2 separate regions of the Mus musculus genome follow, and region 1 is linked to region 2. Evidence: chromatin loops called from intact Hi-C (ENCODE). Cell type or tissue: left cerebral cortex. All regions are shown on one strand. Links, peaks and the distances in the headings refer to the core of each region. The heading gives the core; the rest is flanking DNA.

Region 1 (11,251 bases), core at 1,377-9,376, 200 kb after region 2:
TTCGTACTCTATGGGACATCCTAAAATGACAAATTGTGAAAAAATGCAGGTAAGCAACACACACCCTCAGGCCAGCATAGCTCCCAGACAGTATTAGAGTCACAACTTCGTGTGCTCTTCCATCTCATGTATTTCCAATATAAACAGTAAGTAAAATCAGTATCGGATTTTTACACTTAGGCCAAATGGAAAGAACTAAGGACTTAGAATTATCCAATTGACCAGGAGACTAAAGTAGGTGAGGATATAACTCAATATATCTCATGGGACGCTGCCTTTATAGACCTAACTAAGCCCAGTATTTTATTTTCAAGTTTAAATGCCAGAATGTCCAGTATCTCTGAATTTTTCTGTTTAGTCTTAAAGAAGCATTAGCATGTAGCAGGATCCATACCATGAGGAAGCATCTTGCCCATTAGTAAAAGAGGAGCACATATTAAAAGGAACATGCCTTAAGAGATTTGTATGAACTAGCCATGTATTGCCTTATATTTATGGAAACTAAACTCAAACATCTCATCTGGAAGGTATATTCTAGTGGCTATCTGGTCCATGATCTTGTATATAGAGGGAAAGGTTAAAACTGTGGGCAACATGTTTAAAGAACTGGTCATTTTTACAATCTGTGAGTGAAATTGTGGAACAACTGTCTCTGATGCTTCATGTTGCCCAGAAATGTACCTGTCCACAAGACAGAAACTAAAAACCAACCAACCAGCCAAACAGTAAAAACAAATAAAAAAAGCTGCAAATCAAGACTATCAGTCATAAATAAATGATTGTGTTAGCTGCATTGTAAACTGAAAATGTTCTAAAGAAAACAAGAGTCTGTTAAAAATACACGTATCAACTAAATAGAAATTACATAATAGAATTAAAACAAATAAATTGGTTTTCTTTAGGTTACTGTTAATAGTGTGCTTTCTGAGAATCTGCGTATGTTTCTTTTCAATAAGAGATCACAAAGGGAAATGTGTTAAAATCTATCACCAACCATAGCAAGGTTCTTAGATCAGCACTGTTCCTTAAGTCTACTTTTTATGGTCTATGTAGAGCAATCCCTAAATTCAAATGTTGACAGTATTTGCAGATGAAGCCTTAGGGAGCTAACTTGAGCTAGATGGACATATGAGAGAGATACCTGAAAGAATTAGCAACCGTACAATGAATCAGAAGTAGGCCTAAAGACAAATACTTATTTTGTCTTGACATATAATGGCATCCTCCAAGTTATGACTGTTAAAAAAAAAAAGGTTTTATATGACATGCTCCCTAACCTGAAAGTACTCAACCTCCAAAGTATAAGAAGCAACTCTCTCGCTATTAAAAACTACCTAGCTTGTGGCATTGTGTGCTAGCAATACAACAATCAGGCTGGGAAAACTTGTTTCTATGCCATTCCATGCATCAGCATCTATGATATATACAGAGTTGGCAAGATGCCCAAGACTGATGACTGTCTTCAAGGGTCCAAGGTAAGAAGAGACAGACAGGGGTCTTCCTTGAGGTTAGAAATGAATTAGATCACAGATGCATCTTGACTCTTGAACAGAATTACCAAGACGAGTAGTTCTTGCCTTTCAAAAGTCATTTTCAAAATGTTGTCCACAGCTATCTTTCCATATTTTTAAAAGATGGCATGTAGAAAAGTAAAATTTATTTTTAAGATCCCCAGAAACTATCTTTCAGGGTAACAGATACAGGCATATATCTACTAAAGTCAAATAATATGAACCAGCTTTTTCTTGGACTTGAATTAAACACTTGGAAATAATTTCAGAATTTGACAGCTCACAGTAGCACCTAATTTAGAGCCAGCTCTATGTTTATTAGTAAAATCTGTCTCAAGTTTGGATGAAAAAGTGTGTGTGTGTGTGTGTGTGTGTGTGTGTGTGTGTGTGTGTGTGGTATGGAGAGGTGTTGAGCTAATGGTAGAAATGAATAGTAGAAAAAGAAAAATAGGAAAAATATTCATTAGAATTTAGTGATTCATATACAAAAAAATAGTCCCTCTTACAAATAAAAGTTCAATGACATGACTTAAAGAAATTTGTTAGTTTACACTTTCATATGAAATCAATATTTTATAAACTCAGGCAATTTCATTAATGATGGTATTTGCAAAATAATAAACTGTCTATGGCTTTCAAAACCTTTTGACAATGAGAAAAATGTCATTGTCAGGAGCTTATTATTTTCACTAAAAGTACATTCTTACAAGATAACAAGTTAGTAACTCAGATGAATATGATAGGCATTCTCTTTTAATCTCAAATAGTTGTATTAACCTCACATCCTAGTATTTCCTGCCTGACAAGAAGTCATCTTTTCTTGATACACAGAGTAACGACCATGTCAAGGACACACTCAGCAGCAGGTATGAATCAGACTTGGCAACATGGTCTCAATAGTGGCAGGACATAAGCAAGGAAAAGAAAAGGAAAACCAAGATGAGCATTTGTTCCTTCATTCTCAAAGGAATGAAGTTGAAAGCACAGAAAATATTTGCTTAAGTAGGAGATACAGCTGTTTTGTTTTGTTTTGTTTTGTTTTGTTTTGTTTTGTTTTGTTTTGTTTTGCTTTGCTTTGCTTTGCTTTGTTTTGTTTTGTTTTGTTTTGTTTTGTTTTGTGTTTTGTTTTCCTGGGTGTTTACCGATTTTCTAGGTTAGGTAGAATGCTTTACAGAAGAGCTACAGCATTCTTAGAACTTATCTTTAGGTCTACAAGATGGCTGCAATAGTATATCTAGATACATTTCATTGATATAAAACTGCAGGAATGGATGCTTATCACTTATGTTTTAAGATTTATTAACCAGTCTAATGAGATTTGAGTATTATAAGTTATTTAAATGTATTTTGAGATAAAATTTAAAGATGAAGTGCATTTGAGATTCAATATCTAACATGAAGATTACCATATGACTCATTATAGAGAACCTGAGAATTTCCTCGAAACCTGGCACTCCCTTAAGATCATCAGATGATTATGAAAAACATGTATTACCAACTTATAGCAATGGACGCAAATGGAAGTATAATGTTGATGTCATTCAGAAATGAAACCACTGGAGAACAACTCAGTATTTCTTTAAGAACGGAAGTAAAGTAAGATAAAATAAATTGAAGAAGAAAATATTAGCATCAAAAAAAAAAAAAAAACCATCAAGGGAAATAAAGAACTGAGCCTACTTCCTACTAAGTAGTTAAGACTAGTGCAGTCCGGTCCAAGGAATGGGACATTTTAAATATGAGGTGAGGATGAATCATGGCCTCTGCAGGGGTTCCTTTGAACATACCCAGCCTAACAGGGACTTCAGTGGTGAAGGAGGATGCAAGAACTTGTGCTTCTTAAATCTGTGCTTTGTAGAATTCAAAACCAAAATGAAGTAAGTGGTGGAGAGGTTGCATTTATTGTCATGGAATTATTATAGATAGCTGAAGGGGACATACTATATCAAATTACAATTTTGGAAAGATTTTTCTAGTGGTGCTATGGCAGCTTACATATAGGAGAAGTACCTTCTGTCAGGGAAATAAGCCAAGAGATTCTTACTCTAACCTAGTGGGGAGGGGGTGCTAAGAGCTTGCACTAAGGTTGGGAACATGAAGTCAAAACCTCAGATCTGGGAGAGATATTTTAAGCAAGAAATGTAAGGGCTTAGCACTAGGCTATATGAAGGAGAAAAATGTGAAAGACAAGAAAAACCTGACTTCTAACTCGCATAGTAACTGGAAACATCATTTGAGGATCAGCACTTGTAAATAGCAGGGTAAGAGTTGAGGAGTTGCTCTTGAAAATGCAAGTCTATGGACCTTGACATAAAAGTTAGTGATGCTTGAAGCCACACAATTTCCTATGGTCTTTAAGGATGCAAGCTGTCATTCTGACTAGGCCTGCCTGGGAAATTTTCATTTATAAATCCTTACCAAGATGAGACTGCCATACCCTGAATTTTACACATGACATGCCCCATGGACACCAGGGTTCACAATAGGCACCACATCTCATTTTAAGTATTGCCCACTAAGTTGATAGAATAGTCACTAAGCATTTACTAAGTATGTGCTCCAGTTGTAAACGTATCTACACTGACTTTTTACCCATTTAATCCTTACAACAATCCTACTGGTTAGGTATTATCAACTCTATTTTACAGTGTAAGAATATTGTCCCAGACTGAGGCAATCAATGGATACAGTGGCACAGTTTATAAATGACTCGGGGCATGTTAGTACTCTGCGTTTCTCAAGTTGTGATTTCAAGTCATGCTAAGTGAGCAATAGGTTTTGGAGGAAGATTGAAGTGCAGCTCTGCTTCATTCTCTGATCTTCTGTTTAAGCAAATTTCTCTTGGAATCTACTCAGGTGGTTCCTTAAAAAGCCCATTACAGGCAGCACCACATTCCTGCCCTCTCCTGGCTCCAAGAGGGTGAAGATGACATTTGGTTCTTTAGAGATCTGTCACATCAGGCACCTTTAGTTGAGGGACAGTCTTAGGCTAACGTTTCCATAAAGCAGCTCAAGAAAGCAATGAATAATACTAAGTATATAAATATTTTCAGGTGAATATATTCTGACACTAGCCACAAAATTAATAAATTTAATAAAGGTGACCCTACTGTTGCTCTAAGTTAGAATTCTGAAAGTACTCAGAGAAACTCCAGGAAACAAAGTGGGAGGAAGAAATGACTCGAATAGCAAACTTCTGACACCCTCCCCCACGCCCCCCCGGAGAGCTTGGGGCTACAGACCACGCAGGTTAATTCCTGTCTTTAAAGCTTAATAGGCACTCATAAATATTATCTGTTAAGGAATAAAAAAAAATCTAATAATAATAGTAGTAGTAATAAGAATAGTAAAAATAATAACACAACATATTCAATATATTGCTTTTAAATCTGATAAAAGTGAAAAAGTCAATACTGATATTTTAAAATTTTAGCCTATGTTAAAATTAAGATATGCTGTGTAAAATGCTGTGGGGCTGGAACTAGGCTTCTGGGACAAGAAAAATTACATAGTCTTCTAATTAGTTTCCCAAATGTATTTTTAATATATATAATTGTTTTGTTATGGTCTTTTTTTTAAAATTGAGCATTGATATGTTCTTACATTTTATTATAATAACCAAACTCTTCAAATCTGCAAACACTTAATTTCAGTTTGAAATATAACTCAACTTGATTTTTTTAAATTATTTCTCTCTCTCTCTCTCTCTCTCTCTCTCTCTCTCTCTCTCTCTGTCTCTCTCTCTCTGTTTGTGTCATTTAAGAATACTTTTTAACCTGTAGGTTTGGACAGAACCTTGTAGCTCTACCATAACCTGATTTGCCAACTATTACAGTGCCCTCTGCTGTTTATTCTGGTAAAAGGATGCAAAGAACTGAAGAACTAAGAAGCTATTCTGCTCAAAAGGAAGAAATGTTTGTTTATGCTAATTTCAGAAATTAAAAAGATATAGTAGTGCCATATAATAACTATGTTTATTCCCAAGTTTATTTGAAGCAGTTTGACAGTCAACCAGGTGGTATCCTAAATCTTTGGCCAGTGTGCTTTTTCCCTAATCATTACTACACCAAGACCTCTTGTGTCGCAGTTCACAAAGTACCTGGAGGTAAGGAACATACATGGGAAAATAGTTTTGTGTGGCAGTAATGACCCTCTTCTGTTTGCCCACTCTCATTTGTGGTTTCTGATTGCTTTCCTGGGAAATGCTAGAACCCACTCCAATGGCCCTTCTGTAAAAGCTTGTGAAGTCACCATCTCTAAAATCCTTAGTCCTATGAGGACACATCTGATTCTCTGGCAGGTGAAATTAGAACACCCCACCACCACCCGCCCAAGGTTTTGGGTGGTTTATTCCAATATTGATGGCCTTCCGGTACAGTGCTGTCATGGTACTCACTGTGGTCTGGCACCAAACACAATGCAGGCCCGTCAGGCCCTGGTAACATTTCACTGTTTTGTGGCACTTATCGCACTTGGTTGGGCAATTGCCTTCGACCCAATAGTGGTGCATGACCTAGAACAGAATAACAGGGCAGTAAGAGGCGCTATCCATAGTGACACATGTGGAAAGCCTGTGTGGCCAGACTTACGTCTGTGTTTTTCTTGGACTTCACATATGTCTTGATGCAGGAGGGCGGGGCTCTGGCCACACAGCGCTCATGGACCGTGTACTTGCAGACTGAAAGGAAACAGGTACACAGATTCAGAGCTGACCCTGGTCCTGATTGCACATTTACGAGGGAAGAGTGGCATTAACAGATGCTCATTTCGCATCCACTGTTCTCTAATCAATCCAATCAGCCGCATCAAGGAAAAAAGTCCAAGTCGGCTGTTTTTATCATGGAATGCAAAAGGCCAATTAGTACAGGAAATAGTATGCATATGAGAAGGCAAGGCTCCTCTGTCATGGCGTAGCAGGAACAGGAAATGCTTAATTAAATCAGTCCTTGCTCAAATTTTTCACAATAATTCCCAGATGACAAAAATATTAAAGACAAATTGATGACTGCCAAGTGGCTTTGTGTCATTTGCTAGAAGGAAGAGGTCTATATTTCATAAAGTATAGGCATGAGAGCAGCTGGCAGGCATGGGAGTAAATGTCTGTGTGCTTAATACTGCTTTGTCTATTGGCTTATCTAAACTTTAAATGGTAGATTTGTCTACTGCTGGAGAATAGATTCCATCATCCGTGCCAGACTTTCAGGGAAATTCATCCTTCATTTTCCATCATGATATTGTTTCTTCAAACAACCACTTTCACTAGGCAACATATGGCGCCAGGAAACAAAAATATATATGAAAAAAACATTCATACTAGTAAATGTATGTATAAATGTATGTATATAATCTATGCCACAAAACAAAAACACACTTGGGGTGCATCTCTGCGTCTTGTGGTTTCACTCTGAATATTAGTAGGGGTCACATGCACTTGTGTATGAGAAGACCGTTCCACTTCAGAATTCATAAATATACAGAAAAAGTGTTTAAAACGAAATAGACCAACAACTTAAAAATCTACTTCTTGAAATATGAATGAAATATATGTAATGCTTATGGTGTTTATTAATAAAACTCTAAGATATCCTGTCTGTGAGTTCTGACCACAGCCAGGAAGAACACATATCTTTTATTTTATTTTATAGTAGTACTCATATTATGAGTTTTCCCCTAATAACCATTTTGTAAACAGCAAAAACCTATCCTTTCTACTATACCACTCCTCTTCTTTGAAAGTTATCTTGTTTCAGTCAATTATATCTGCCTCAAAATATTCACACCCTTAAAAATTTATAGAAGTTCTGAGATAGTTTTGTTGCTATTGTTTTATTTGTTTGTTTTAACATGGAGATTATTCTAGTATATCTGGACCTTCCAACATGACCATCAGAAATGTTTCTCTTATGTGATATTTCATAAATGTTATATAACCTTAAAAAGATCCCATTCATTTATAAATTATATACATTTATGACATTATATATATATATATTCGGTTTTTTGAGACAGGGTTTCTCTGTATAGCCCTGGCTGTCCTGGAACTCACTTTGTAAACCAGGCTGGCATTGAACTCAGAAATTCACCTGCCTCTGCCTCCCGAGTGCTGGGATTAAAGGCGTGTGCCACCACACCTGGCTTAAGTATAGTTCTTAATGTTAAATAATATACCTGGAGAAAAAAATCTTAAAGCATATTGCATAGCAGAAATTGATGTGGCTGAATTGCTGGATCAGTGGAGAACTTAACCTTATTTCAGAGAATATAAACTTTATTTTAGGTAAAAAATATTATGGATTAAATCAGTACTAGATGATTTTATAAATTAACTTACACACATATTTACATACACTCTCTTAGCAAATCTCTAACAGCTCTGGCTGCATATGTAGCAGAAGATGGCCTAGTCGGCCATCACTGGGAAGAGAGGCCTCTTGGTATTGAAAACTTTATATGCTCCAGTACAGGGGAATGCCAGGGCCAAGAAGTGGGAGTGGGTGGGTAGGGGAGCAGGGCAGAGGGAGGGTATAGGGAACTTTCAGGATAGCATTTGAAATGCATATATAGAAAATATCTAATAAAAAATAAATAAATAAAATGTAAATACATAAAATATCCAATAAAAATAAAATAAATGGAAAAAAGAAAAAAAGAATAAAATAAATCTTGCAAGACAAGGAAACAGAAAATATCAAAATGAATATGACTTATAATGCCTTATATTCCAATATTGATATTCATATGAAGATTTTCCTTTATGTAAAGTAACATACCAGAGGCATTTAGCAGGTGACTCAGCAGGCAAAGCACTTGCTACCAATGACTATAACTCAGATCTCAAGAACTCATTTAAAAAATTGACCACCTGTGAGTACCTCAGTGTACTGGAGGTAGAGAGTCTCCCAGATGCAATAGGATGCAATGTAAAGTCGTTGAGATATAAGTCAATACGAAAATTTGGGTCCATATATAAGGTGGGAGCAATGGAGAAAGTCACTAGATATTAATCTTAGATTATGAACACACACACACATGAGCAAGCATAGACATGAGAACACACCCCCACTCACCCACATACCCCCCACTTTTGTACTCCATAAATATGTAAAACTGAGAGCTGTAATGGTTAACTTATAAGGGGAATATATGAGAAAGCAGTGAAAAATGTCTAAATACTCCAAGGAGAAATGAGAAGCACAAATACTTAAAATTTAAACTACAATACAAAGAAATACCCATGGAATTGGAACACATCATTTATTTCCTTTGAAAGGAAGTTGGCCAGTGACCTGAACATTGAGCAGCTACAGGGAAAGATGTACAATAAGCATTTTGGCCTGGGGTATGACACACAAACAGGAGAGCTGCATGAGCTCAGTGTCCCCTTCAAGCAAGGTGATGACATCAGGCAGAGCCAGTGAACTCACAGGAGCAGCAGAGGCCCTGCTTCCCCACGCCAATCAGCATGTTCAGGCAGAGATTGCAGTAGGCAGGCTTGTTAAAGTGCTTGAGTCGCCACACATGCTGTCCATCATCCTTCACATTCTGCAGAAGACGGGAAAGAAACAGATTTCACTTTAATGAAATAAACAGTGGACTCTGCAAGTGCCAATCGAGCTCAGGCAGGACTGATGCGTGTGCAGACAATCTGTTCCTTCATCTTGGCTCTCTCCAGTACAAGAGTGCCACAGAGACTTCAGGAAAACCAAAGTGTTCTCTTGCCTGGTGAGACGCTGAAATGAATCTGACAGGCTACAGTGACCCATGAGATCTTGTCTAATGTACCCAGCAACCTCCACGATGACCCGCCAAACAGAACTCCCTGTGAAGACAAGGGCATGCCTTCGTGGCCATGGAGTAGCTCATGCTTAGCACAATTCCATAAACAAATGAACAAAGAAATTGAAACTTGTAAAGACTTAACTGTGGATTTGTGTTGGGCAAAAAAAAAAAAAAAAACAAAAAAAAAAAAAAAACAAAAAAAAAAACAAAAACAAAAACAAAAAACAAAAAAACAAAAAACAAAAAATTTAGAGTGAGGGTAGGTTTGTAAGACAGAAAAATGTGATGTAATTGCATGTTTTATGTGTAGGGGCACTATAGAAAGATAACACAGCTCATATCTTATTTTTATTAATAATAAAATATTAATAATAATGCTTCTAGCCACAGTGAGAGCCAGGACACTGATTTATAATATCTATGAATCCACAGTAACTACTTCTCACATTAGAATAAGAAATGTCAAATTTGCATCGTAAGATGAAACATTAATGAACATGCCTCCTAGGAGGTACTTGTCAACGGCCCCTTGAAGTTTAGCAAGTTTTGATGGCAGAAACACTGCCTTGTTTTTTGTCCCAAGCAGCCATTTGAAATACAATTGATGACTGAAGACCCTGCACTATGGAGATGTCCAGATGAGAGGACAAGCTTATATGGTACCCATGCTAATAAAAACAGGCTACACAGATTTCTGCCCTACAGAGAGGTTTGGTTCCCCAAGCCGTTGGAACTGGGGTCTGATACTAAGTGTTGCATTTAGTAGGCTCACATTCTTTCATCTCAGGCTAAGAGAAAAAGGCAACCCAGCTGAGCTGTGAAATGCCTATTGCTTGCTATCTTGTGAGTCATATACCAACTGTCTCTGGCCCAGAGATTCTCAGGTACCAAGGGAGCTGCAGTGAGCTGATCCCTTACCTACAACCTTAGGTTAATCTCAGACCCCTCTCCATTTCTTAGCAATATTCAAGTTTGTCTTTTGGATAAAGGAATGAGAATGTTTCAACAAAAGCAACTGAGTAAATGGTGATAGTTCTCTTGGCAACCACATCAGGAGTCAGGGTTTTAAACATTTTCATTCACCATTTAAAAAATAAGGTTCACTGTTATTTCTTAGCCAGGGCTGGTTTGGATGTGTTATAATAATTTTAGTAGGATAATACATGTTTAACTTGCCTATATTTTATAACCTATAGCTTTATTTCATCCTATTAAAACTTAAACATCTTGATGTAAAAGTGTTAATATGAGACTGTTGGTTTTTTAATAATCTTTGAAAGGAACAGTGTACTGCTTTAAAAGATTTTCAAGTCAAAGGAGAAACATTGGACTTTTCACATTTATTGCTGTTTTTGTACTCCTTGTCATTTCATCTCAAGTGATTGTCCATTCCATGTGAATATGCCTCATCCTGTTGGGGAGCACATATGGATGAAGTCAGCTGGCATTTTCCTTATCAAAAAATAAACAAGTCTGAACGTGGGTGTTCTGTCAATCAGAACACTTAGCCATGTTACAGGCTGCAAGTGATATACAAATCCATTACCGGGCATAAAAACGCTTTACCAAAAAAAAAAAAAAAATTAAATAGCTTTATAGCTCTTAGACCGATGCACTGCCCAAATATACCAGAGATGAAATATGTATGTGGCCTCTTTCAGAGGAGAAATGGAAACCAAGCGCCAACTGCTTCTTAGTAGTGCAAATTGCAGCCCGGCTCTCTGGATTTTCATGTCTTGTCTTGTCTTATTGAGATTGTAAACTTGGTAGAAGAAAAAGAGTCAGTCTCATTCTATCAGCAGAATATATTCCTATTAATGTTTTTATAACAAATAAATATTTATTAGCAAGAAAGGAATTTGCTTCTTTTTTTTTTTTAAGGGAATGAGCAAAGAACTGGAAAGACCTGCATCAGGGCCCACTGTGCAAATGTGAAGACGCTGCGCTGCCTTGGTCTTGCT
Region 2 (11,251 bases), core at 1,153-9,152:
AAGGAGATCAAGGGGATACAAATTGGAAAGGAAGAAGTCGAAATATCACTTTTTGCAGATGATATGATAGTATATATAAGTGACCCTAAAAATGCCACCAATGAACTCCTAAACCTGATAAACAGCTTCAATGAAGTAGCTGGATATAAAATTAACTCAAACAAGTCAATGACGTTTCTCTACACAAAGGATAAACAGGTTGAGAAAAAATTAGGGAAACAACACCCTTCTCAATAGTCACAAGTAATATAAAATACCTTGGCATGACTCTAACTAAGGAAGTGAAAGATCTGTATGATAAGAACTTCAGGTCTCTGAAGAAAGAAATTAAAGAAGATCTCAGAAGATGGGAAGATCTCCCATGCTCATGGATTGGCGGGATCAATATAGTAAAAATGGCTATCTTGCCAAAAGCAATCTGCAGATTCTATGTAATCCCCATCAAATCTCCAACTCAATTCTTCAACGAATTAGAAAGGGCAATCTGCAAATTCATCTGGAATAACAAAAAAATAGGATAGCAAAAACTCTTCTCAATGATTAAAGAACCTCTGGTGGAATCACCATGCCTGACCTAAAGCTGTATTACAGAGCAATTGTGATAAAAACTGCATGGTACTGGTATAGTGACAGACAAGTAGACCAATGCAATAGAATTGAAGACCCAGAAATTAACCCACACACCTATGGTTACTTGATTTTTGACAAGGGACCTAAAACCATCCAGTGGAAAAAGACAGCATTTTCAACAAATGGTGCTGACACAACTGGTGGCTATCATGTAGAAGAATGCGAATTGATCCATTTCTATCTTGTCGTACTGTCAAATCTAAGTGGATCAAGGAACTCCACATAAAACGAGAGACAGTGAAACTTATAGAGGAGAAAGTGCGGAAAATCCTCGAAGATATGGGCACAGGGGAAAAATTCCTGAATAGAACAGCAATGGCTTGTGCTGTAAGATCGAGAATTGACAAATGGGACCTCATAAAACTGCAAAGCTTTTGTAAGGCAAAAGACACAGTCAATAAGACAAAAAGGCCACCAACGGATTGGGAAAGGATCTTTACCTATCCTAAATCAGATAGGGGACTAATATCCAATATATATAAAGAACTCAAGAAGGTGGACTCCAGAAAATCAAATAACCCCATTAAAAATTGGGCTCAGAGCTGAACAAAGAATTCTCACCTGAGGAATACCAAATGGCTGAGAAGCACCTGAACAAATGTTCAGCATCCTTAATCATCATGGAAATGCAAATCAAAACAAACCTGAGATTCCATCTCACACCAATCAGACTGGCTAAGATCAAAAATTCAGGTGACAGTAGATGCTGGGGAGGATGTGGAGACAGAGGAACACTCCTCCATTGCTGGTGGGATTGCAAGATTGTACAACCACTATGGAAATCAGTCTGGTGGTTTTTCAGAAAATTGAACATAGTACTACCAGAGGATCTCGAAATACCTCTCCTGGGCATATAGCCAGAAATGTTCAAACTGGTAAGAAGGACACACGCTCCACTATATTCATAGCAGCCTTATTTATAATAGCCAGAAGCTGGAAAGAACCCAGATGCCCCTCAACAGAGGAATGGGTACAGAAAACGTGGTACATTTACACAATGAAGTACTACTCAGCTATTAAAAAGAATGAATTTATGAAATTCCTAGGTAAATGGATGGACCTGGAGGGCATCATCCTGAGTGAAGTAACACAATCACAAAAGAACTCACATGATATGTACTCACTGATAAGTGGATATTAGCCCAGAAACAGAATACCCAAGATATAAGATACAATTTGCAAAACACATGAAATTCAAGAACGAAGACCAAAGTGTGGACACTTTGTCCCTCCTTAGAATTGTGAACAAAACACCCATGGAAGCAGTTATAGAGACAAAGTTTGGAGCTGAGACTAAAGGATGGACCATCTAGATGCTGCCATACCTGGGGATCCATCCCATAGTCAGCCTCCAAACACTGACACCATTGCATACACTATCAAGATTTTGCTGAAAGGACCCTGATATAGCTGTCTCTTGTGAGGATATGCCAGGACCTAGCAAACACAGAAGTGGATGCTCATAGTCAGCTATTGGATGGATCACAGGGCCCCCAATGGAGGAGCTAGAGAAAGCATCCAAGGAGCTAAAGGTATCTGCAACCCTATAGGTGGAACAACAATATGAACTAATCATTACCAACCCCCCCCCCCCCCCCCGAGCTCGGTCTCTAGCTGCATGTTTCAGAAGATGGCCTAGTAGGCCATCAGTGGAAAGAGATGCCCATTGGTCTTACAAACTTTATATGCCTCAGTACAGGGGAACGCCAGGGCCAAGAATTGGGAGTGGGTGGGTAGGGTAGTTGGTGGGAAGTTATGGGGGACTTTTGGGATAGCATTGGAAAGAAGAAAATATCTAATAAAAGTAATAATAAAAAAGAAAATATAATGCTTCCTCCTATCCAGTGTTGTCATCACCACTACCATCACCACCACTATAACCACCACCATCATAGCCACCATCACCACTACCACTGATACCACTTCCACCACCACCATCATCATCATCATCATCACCACATTGTTTGATTTTTTTTCTTTGTGTCCCAAGAAATATCATGGCAGATTACTATACGATATATGCAAAGCTTTAATTTCTAAAATTTTCCAATACTTCCAACTCTAATTTTAATTCTCTTGGAATCACCTAGTATTTCAGTCACACCTCCCTAAGTTTTAGAGTAGCAGTTTTCCAACTTTGATTGTGTGACCCTTTAATATGAGTCCTCATATTGTGGCAACACCCAGTCATAAAATTATTTTGTTGCTACTTCATAAGTATAATTTTGCTACTGTTATGAATATGTAAATATTTGATATTAAGGATACCTGATAGGGGCCCCTAAAGGGGTTACAACCCACATGTTGAGAACCACTCTTTAGAGGACCTGTGTGCTCTTTCTTTACAGCCTCAGGATTTCTCACTCACAGGAGTCAGATACCAGCTTTCTCCTTGTGTGATTTTTTTGGGTCTGTTTTTGACACAAGAGTTCATGTTGTCCAGTCTTGCCTGGAATTCATACATAGCTTTGATTGGCTTGACCTACTAATTTTCATGCCTTTGCCTCCTGAGTGCTAGGATTACAAATTTAAGCCACCACAGTAGCAAATGGCGTATAATATAGCAAATTCCTGTGAAAATAAAAGAGGAAGGGAGATGGTAATACATTAGTTTTATCACAAATATATTATTTATTTAAGTTTAACATAACAATAGTAAGGACTAGGAATTACTACTTCATTGTTGTAAATGATGAAGAGAGGCTCCTAAATAGCAAATAATTTGCCCAAGTTTTTACAGCTGGCAAGAAGCAGAATTAGATTCTCACAAAGACAAGAATTAAAAGCTTGTGTTTCTTATTTGGCTTTATGAAGTGTTTTGTGGAAAAGTTATCTATGAAACTAAATATCGTGTTCACATTTCCAAACCATCAATATCATCTTGGTTTCTATACACTCTGATTAGAATTCCGCGTATTTCTCAGTGAGCATCAGGACAACGTGGCTGCATAAATTGAACAGTGAAGTTAAAACCTGCAGAAATAACATAAGTATAAGTTGTATTGCTGTTTATGTGCCGCGGTACTCAGAAGATTCTGAATGAAATTAAAATGCATTTCACTGGTGTGGAATCATGAACATTTGTCAAAATTGTTTTGTACAAAATTCTCTAGCTTTTCACAGCTGTATAAATGCGCCAGCAAAGAAATGAGCACCGAGTGAATAAAAACAGATGTGGCATTTTGCGTATTATCAACAAAATCTCTCCTGTTTTCATCTTCCCAATGTCTTGCCATAACTTCATTTATGACATAATTCTGTACATAAAAACGCAGGGAAAGTACTTGATACTGGCATGCCCCACAATGGCCTTAAGGACAGCACTGTGGTTACTTATATTTCTCTAGAGATAACCTTTGCACAGGAACTAATTTTCTAACTAAAACTCCAACCTTCCATGCAATGCACTCAATGTGACACCGCCAAGCATTCTCCTCTCTACTGAATGTAATTGAGTCAGAACATTTAAAAGCACCTGAAATGAATGTGCACTGAACAGTCTCCATTTTGATTCAGGAAATGGATTTAGGGAATTTTTCAATACCCTGTGAATTTTAAGGAGAGGAAATTACCTTTGGTTATTTAAAGTGAGAGAAGCCATGCTCAGAGCCTTAGGCCAATGTGTTATCATCAAGCCCAAGCTAGTTGAAAAGGTCTGCCTCGGGAAAGTCAAAGTCACTAGTGGCTTGGCTTTATAAGTTGTGTTTTTGCAGCTCCTATTAAAATGCCACAGAGCGGATATTCTAGCGAAACTCCACATGGGTGCTCATCTTGTAAAGTTAACTGCCTTTTACTGTGTTTCTCCAACTGTTAGCCTTCTAGAGGGGAGCTATGCCAGTCTTAGACTAACTTGGGATAGCAGCTCCAATCACTTTAAGAGTTCATATTTTGCAGCTTTTAATTGTTTCAAATTTTTATGAGGCTGCAATATGTTTTAGCAGACATCTCCATAAGTGACATGATTATTTTATTCTAATCTGAAAACCCAATTATCACCTTGTTGTGGAAGACAAGGAACAGCTTTAGAGGTAAACTAATATATCCTACCAGTGGGATGGTTTGTCACTTTTGAAATAATAGTCATCTTTGCTAATAACACTGCTCTAGAACTTCATTGAATGAAAAAGAGAAATGGCAACCCTTCATGCTGCTACACATTAAAATGAACTTCCCACAGGTTTTTAAGGTGTTTACTACATGCTCAGTGTGTCGGATCACAAAGGGATGTGACAGCATTGACAACACAGAAGATCAAAAGCAAATGTGCTTCCTACCAGCTTTTAAAAGCAAGCAGATTTCACACACCACATAGATACATCATATGTGCAAATACACACAAATGGAAGAGCGTGCTGTATACCACAATAAGGAGAGATCACAGCATACTGATAAATGGTAGGAAAAGAACCTGCATTGTTAGAATAAATAGTATTTTAATCACCTCCAATGAACAGTAGCCCACAGTTTCTGCTTGCGAGTAGCTTGCTTTTGTGTTAAAACTTTTTGCTTGCTTTCATAATGGCTATACAAGAAGAATTGAAATAACAAACATATCAAAGATAGAATGTAAAGATATACTTAAATAGAAGTTGGTATTTATTATATTATTAAAATCTGTCAAATATTATTCTAAAATTATAATTATATTGGAAATAAATTTAGCATCATAGTGTGTCACAGGAATGCTGATATAGTTAATTTCTCCATATATTTACTTACAAAAAGTAAGAAACATTTTAAAGAATACACTCTGTTCCAATTAGAAAATAATCTCATACTTTGGCTTTTTTAATAGTTAGTAATCTACAATTAAGTCAGTGTATCAACCCTAAGACTTTCAGTTTGACTGCAGCAAAGCTCCTTCCACGTGTTAAGGCTGGCTTGTTCATCCAATGTGATCAAAGCTCTTTAATTAGTCAGTGGGGTGGGGTGCATTGATGTCCTTTGCCCTCCTGCTGCACACTGCTGAGACATTGGCGCTTTATTACAGACTCTCAAGCATACTGGCTGGCATTCAAACACAACTCAGATTACACTTCGTTAGAAGAACTGCATACTTCCACATGAGAAGGACTACTGATGTAAATAATCTAAGTCCTGGCAACGCAACAACCAAACAATGAGTTTGCCAGTGAGCATATTCAGCAAGGACTCATCCAACATTCTCTAGCAGGCTGAACTACAGCAATGCTGAGTGCATATGCGCTCTCGCCCTCTGCTGGCTGCATTCTACAATTTCACCAACGTATTAAAAATCTTTTAGAGACTTATAAAAAGTGACTTCCTTCCTTCCTTCCTTCCTTCCTTCCTTCCTTCCTTCCTTCCTTCCTTCCTTCCTTCCTTCCTTCCTTCCTTCTTTCCTCCCTCCCTCCCTCCCTCCCACTTTCTTCTTCCCTCCCTCTCTCCTTACATCCCTTCCTCCCTCTTTCCCTTCCCTCTCTCCCTTCCCTTCCTTCCTTCAACCCTTCCTTTCTGATATCCTCACTCTCTTTTACATATTGAGAACTTACTAAAAATGTATATTTTAAATTGAATTCCAAAATGTATATACAATTACACCTTGAAGATCACAGTTAAATTACATCTCTACATTAATTATATTAAAATAACTGAAATGTTTGATTAATTTTATTCTTTATTAATAAGAAGCTCTTTTAAATAAACTATAACCAAATAATTCAAATACATTGTTTTTGATATATCAACTAAAAATGAACAATCACAAAGTAAACTTAATAATTTTTTTCAAAAAGTATGAAATATAATTTAGCAATGATATTAAGTGGATAACTTGAACATAACACATCAATTATATTTAAAATAACCAAATTAAGTTAAGTAACTTAGACCATGCTAAGTTCACTCCATGCTGAATCACTCCAGTTTTGCAAATAATGGGACAAAAGTGACCCAATCATGGCAGTAGGTGATCGGCTCCAGCATGCAGATTACCTAATGACTGTTCAATTGGTTTGCTATCTGTAGCATTGGTATGGATGGTGCATCAATATCTCATATCCAACAGATAGGAAACTGGTCTAGTCATTGTCATCATCACCCCATAGGGAGCCTTTCCTCTGTATTGACTTATTGCTTGGCATTGCTTTCATCCATTCTGCATGTTCATACTTCCATTTCCAGCCTCTTGTTTTTCACAGACATATTCTCTTCAGCTTCAGCAAGGCAACAATCAAAACATTTCCTTACATTTCCTTAGTCTTACTTCATAAAATCTGCTCTTCCATAACACTTCATTAGTGAAGATGTGTGTGTGTGTCAGAGAGAGAGAGACAGACAGACAGACAGAATGTATCATCACTAACACATATATACGAATATATATGTATATACATTTTACACAGAGACAAGCATACATCACACACATTAATGTATATGCACACACACTGGTTTGGGTTTGAAATAATATATATATATATGTGTGTGTGTATATATATATATATATATATATATATATATATATATATATATATATTAAGTGCTGGGATTAAAGGCGTGTGCCACCACCGCCTGGCTGAAATCTTATATACTTGAGGTTGACCTTGCTCTTATGATCTTCCTGCCTCTGACTCCCAAGTGCAGGGACTATAGACGTGCACCATCACACCTCGTTTTACTTGGCAGATAAAGATCAGATTCTGGGCTTTATGCTTGCTAGCCAGGCACTTTCCCAACTGAGCAACACTCCAAACCATCATTAAGGGATTTATTAAGTGAAAAGGTAAAGATCTGCTGTCTGCTTTAGGCCTTCTGTCACTACAGGATGGGCAAGCTCTGCGGTTCAAACACCTGGCCGTAAGTACTCAGGAGTCAGCTTCGGAGTGGGGTCAGCTGTCTGCACCCCTGTGAGGGTTTCTGCTTCTTACTGTTCACCAAGGATGATTACAAGTTTGGTCTTAATGATTAGCTCAGGTTTTCCAATGACAGTCACAGAAGTAGGACAAGGAAAGCATGGGAGAATCAGAGTCCTGGGAATAAGAATGGATGCATTAGAGAGGGGAAGATAGAGTTTGGCGGCAGTGAGAATGTTGTGAAATAGCGACTACTGACAACAGTACATACTGGTTGGTAATCACTATTAAAGGGTTCTTACCAGAGGGCAAAGTCAGAAGGTGGGTCCTCCTGAGAAACTGGACTGTGATGCTCACATTAAGGTTTTTATGCCTTTAATTTCTAAATCTTTCCAGAAATTTTAGCCATTTAAGAAACGCTTTCTCAGAGGTGAAGGAGAAGGGGTAATGGGGCGGGGAGAAGAACTCTGCAAAGGGGAACCGGGATGGGGGGCACTATTTGTGATGTAAAAAAATAAAATAATTAATAATGATAAGAATGATAAAGAAATAACTTCAAAAAATGATGTTTCCTTTCCATTTTAGAACTAATTCTGATCAATGCATAGAAGAGGTTTACTTGGGTACAATATGTACTTCACGTGCATATGGTTCATGTAAAGTGCACACAAGAAAATGTAGACTTGAAAATGCTACATACTTGAATATTTTTCTGTTCAAAGAACATTATCTGTAAGGAATCCTTTCTTTTTCTCCCACAGAAAAACAGCCTTTCCATGTTAATATTTCAGAATGAACCTTGTTCAGACAGAAATTGATCCTTTGCATGCCTGTGTGATCACATATGTTCTAAAAGAAAGGTATTAGTAAGTAATGCTTAGGTGGGGCCAGAAGCAGCCCAGAGCATCTAATTAGTTCCAATTAGCCATGTCAGGGGATTACTTTCTAGGTAAAATTACCTTATAATGAGGTGATTAACCTCTTTGGAAATAGTTCAAGATAGACTTATATTATATTTAATATGCCCTATAAAGAACTGTTACAACAGGGGTCCTCAAATTTTTCCCTGGAAGGATTTCTATGAAGTATCAATTGATCTTATTCCTGAAAAGCTACATGACACTTTCATCATATTATTGATATAGTGAGTTCTACTGCATGTAGAGATGAGAAGTCAGGTACGCTTCATGTCAAATCAACTCGCTTAGATGACATTAAGATTATATACACTAAGAAATTAAGATATGGAACGCTAATCAATTACAAATGATGGCTCAAGACTACCCATGAACAAAAGAAGGAAACAATATTGCTCTCAACTTCCATCAAGGTAGTATAATCATTGGTAAAAGTTGGTTGTTCATTGTATATTAGTTTAGACTGTTTTTTCCATGTCCAGGACACAATTTGATCTTGTCAACAACAACAGATTAGATCAGAACACAAGGAGGACTAAGTTCTGAGACTTTAGCACATCAAATCTTTGATAAATTAGGGTTAGGGTGACTATAAAAAGGAGTTTTAATTGCTGCTTAAATTAGTTTCATTTCTTTTCATTTTAGGAGCTAATTTACTAATATATATGTATATATATAATTTATATTTATATTTATATATATTACATGTTTGCTGCCACACTTTTCAGGACAAGATGTTATTTACTTTCCGTTTTCATTTGAAAACTATTTTTCCAAAAAATTTACTTGTAGGTAGAAACTAGGGGTCTGAGTAGGTCTTTTTTTTTTTTTCTAAAACTGCTAATAGTAGTTAAACATTAGAAAGTACTTAGATAATTCTTGTGGATTTTGGGAGGACATCTCTGAAATTAGCCATTTCTATTTTTAAAATCTTGTCTGCATGCTTTCTTAAGAAGTGAATAAGTAAAAATTTTCAAAGACCACATGCAACTTTATGTAAAATTAAAGATAAACACTAGGGTACCCTGTGCTCTGTCTAATGGATGACTGTGAGCACCCACAATGAAGGAGCAAGAGAAAGTACCCAAGGAGCTGAAGGGGTTTGCAGTCTCTAGGAGGAACCGCAATATCAACTAACCAGTACTCTCAGAGCTCCCTGGAACTAAACCACCAATCAAAGAAAATACATGGAGAAACTCATGGCTCTAGCTGCACACATAGCAGAGGATGGTCTAGTCTGTCATCAATGGGAGGAGAGGCCCTTGGTCATGTGAAGGTTCTATGCCCCAGTATAGGAGAATGCCTGGGCCAGGAAGCAGGAGTGGGTAGGTTGGTGAGCAGGGGGAGGAGGGAGAGGATAGGGGATTTTTGGAGGGGAAACTAGGAAAGGGAAACATTTAAAATGTAAATAAAGAAAATATCTAATAAAAAGTAAAATAAAAATTGTCCTGATATATATCCAACCCCTGACATTGCCTGGAGGGCCAGGAACCAGATGCTATATAGCACAGAGACCTAAGATATATCTAGATACAATAAAAAAGGTCAATGAAATTATTCTTATTAATATTCTGCTGTACTCATTGACTAGAGCCTAGCATAACTGTCATCTAGAGGCTTCATCCAGGAACTTAGGGGAACAGATTTCAGAGCCTGCACAGCTAAATAATTGTTTCAGAATTTATTTAATCAAATTCAGAGGAACAACTTTTCGATCATGCCTTACTTGACGGTGTTACATTAGTTTGGCATAATCAACTAATCTGGGCTCAAAGGGACTCACAGAGACTGAACTAACCATCAAGGAACCTACATGGGTCTGACCTAAGCTCCTTGAATTTATGTTATGGTTGTATAGCTTAGTCTTCTTGTGGGACTCCTAATAGTTGGTTCTGGGACTGTCATTGACATTTATTAAGCATGAAATAAATAGCTATGGAAAATGAAGATATATAAATACATAATTATCATATTAAGGAAAAAACTTGAATACTTCTTTAATATTTCAAAATGTATTTAATCAAATTCAGAGGACCAACTTTTCAATGGTGTGTTGAAGTATAGAATTACCTGGTGGTGTTTAGTTTTGACATTACTCAAACGTTTTTTCTCGGGTGCCAGGAGTCAAATGTTAGTGATAGCTGCTAGGCTAGCACACTATACACCATGTCACCCCCAAGTCACTAAAGCTTTCCATTATTTCAAATCCATATTTTATATGAAAATCTCAACTAGATATTTTTCTGTTTAGATAAGAAGTAATAATCCTCTGTTTTATTATTTTTTTCATTTCCCCGTTAATTTTGTCTATAGCAAAGTAGAAAGTTTAGGATAGATTTTGTTTTTCTGTTCTTATCTTGGACATTATAATTTCCAACATTTAATGGGACACAGAATGTAAAGAATAATGTACTTTCTCAGTTAAGGTGAGATAAGCACTATCCACATAGCTCAAAGAATGTGTACCCGTAATTTGGCAGTTTGAAAATCAATAAGTATGATTTATGAGCTATTTATTTTGACTAATTAAATATTGCTTCAGTAATATATCTTTTCAGATGGATAATGTTTATTTAGAGTTAAATTTTGCTGGCTTTTGTAAATAGATGAATACCATGTTATTCGGTTTACAAAATGAAAATATACATATATGTAGACATATGTGTATAATGTAGAACGTGATAGTTTGTACATTAGTATAGTGCCACATAACAATTAGTAGGTAGCTGATAATTATACTTTGCTAGCCAATTAAATTGAGAATAAGAAGTAAAAACTAATAGATAAATGTGAAATAGTTTCTTTTCTTGATAACTCTCAACAAGATACAACTTAAGGGAGAGTTTCTTTAGTTTATACTACAAGAGAATAGTTCCATACAGTGAAGTTCTAATA

The links. Peaks named below come from ENCODE experiments on the same cell type or tissue, not always from the same donor. Only the 100,000 strongest peaks of a DNase experiment are listed, where the experiment ranks them.
Region 1: a loop joins it to region 2, with 2.7 times the contacts of the local background. A loop is called at or near these places in 4 of 42 quality-filtered maps.

The regions. Positions count from the first base shown.
Region 1 is chr12:38,134,343-38,145,593 of GRCm38, reverse strand. Dgkb (diacylglycerol kinase, beta) reads right to left here. Exons shown (of 26, transcript NM_001361686.1): 10 at 8,936-9,053; 11 at 6,101-6,189; 12 at 5,908-6,024. Among named protein-coding and RNA genes, the nearest start is that of Gm52011, 230 kb to the left of the region's middle. In left cerebral cortex, for the core only: a CTCF peak has its summit at 5,364 (motif pointing left); a DNase peak (open chromatin) is centred at 5,351.
Region 2 is chr12:38,337,309-38,348,559 of GRCm38, reverse strand. All of the region lies in intron 21 of Dgkb (diacylglycerol kinase, beta), which reads right to left. Gm52011 (a long non-coding RNA gene) reads left to right here. Exons shown (of 3, transcript XR_003950275.1): 3 at 2,281-2,291. Among named protein-coding and RNA genes, the nearest start is that of Gm52011, 25 kb to the left of the region's middle. In left cerebral cortex, for the core only: a CTCF peak has its summit at 5,841 (motif pointing left); a DNase peak (open chromatin) is centred at 5,817.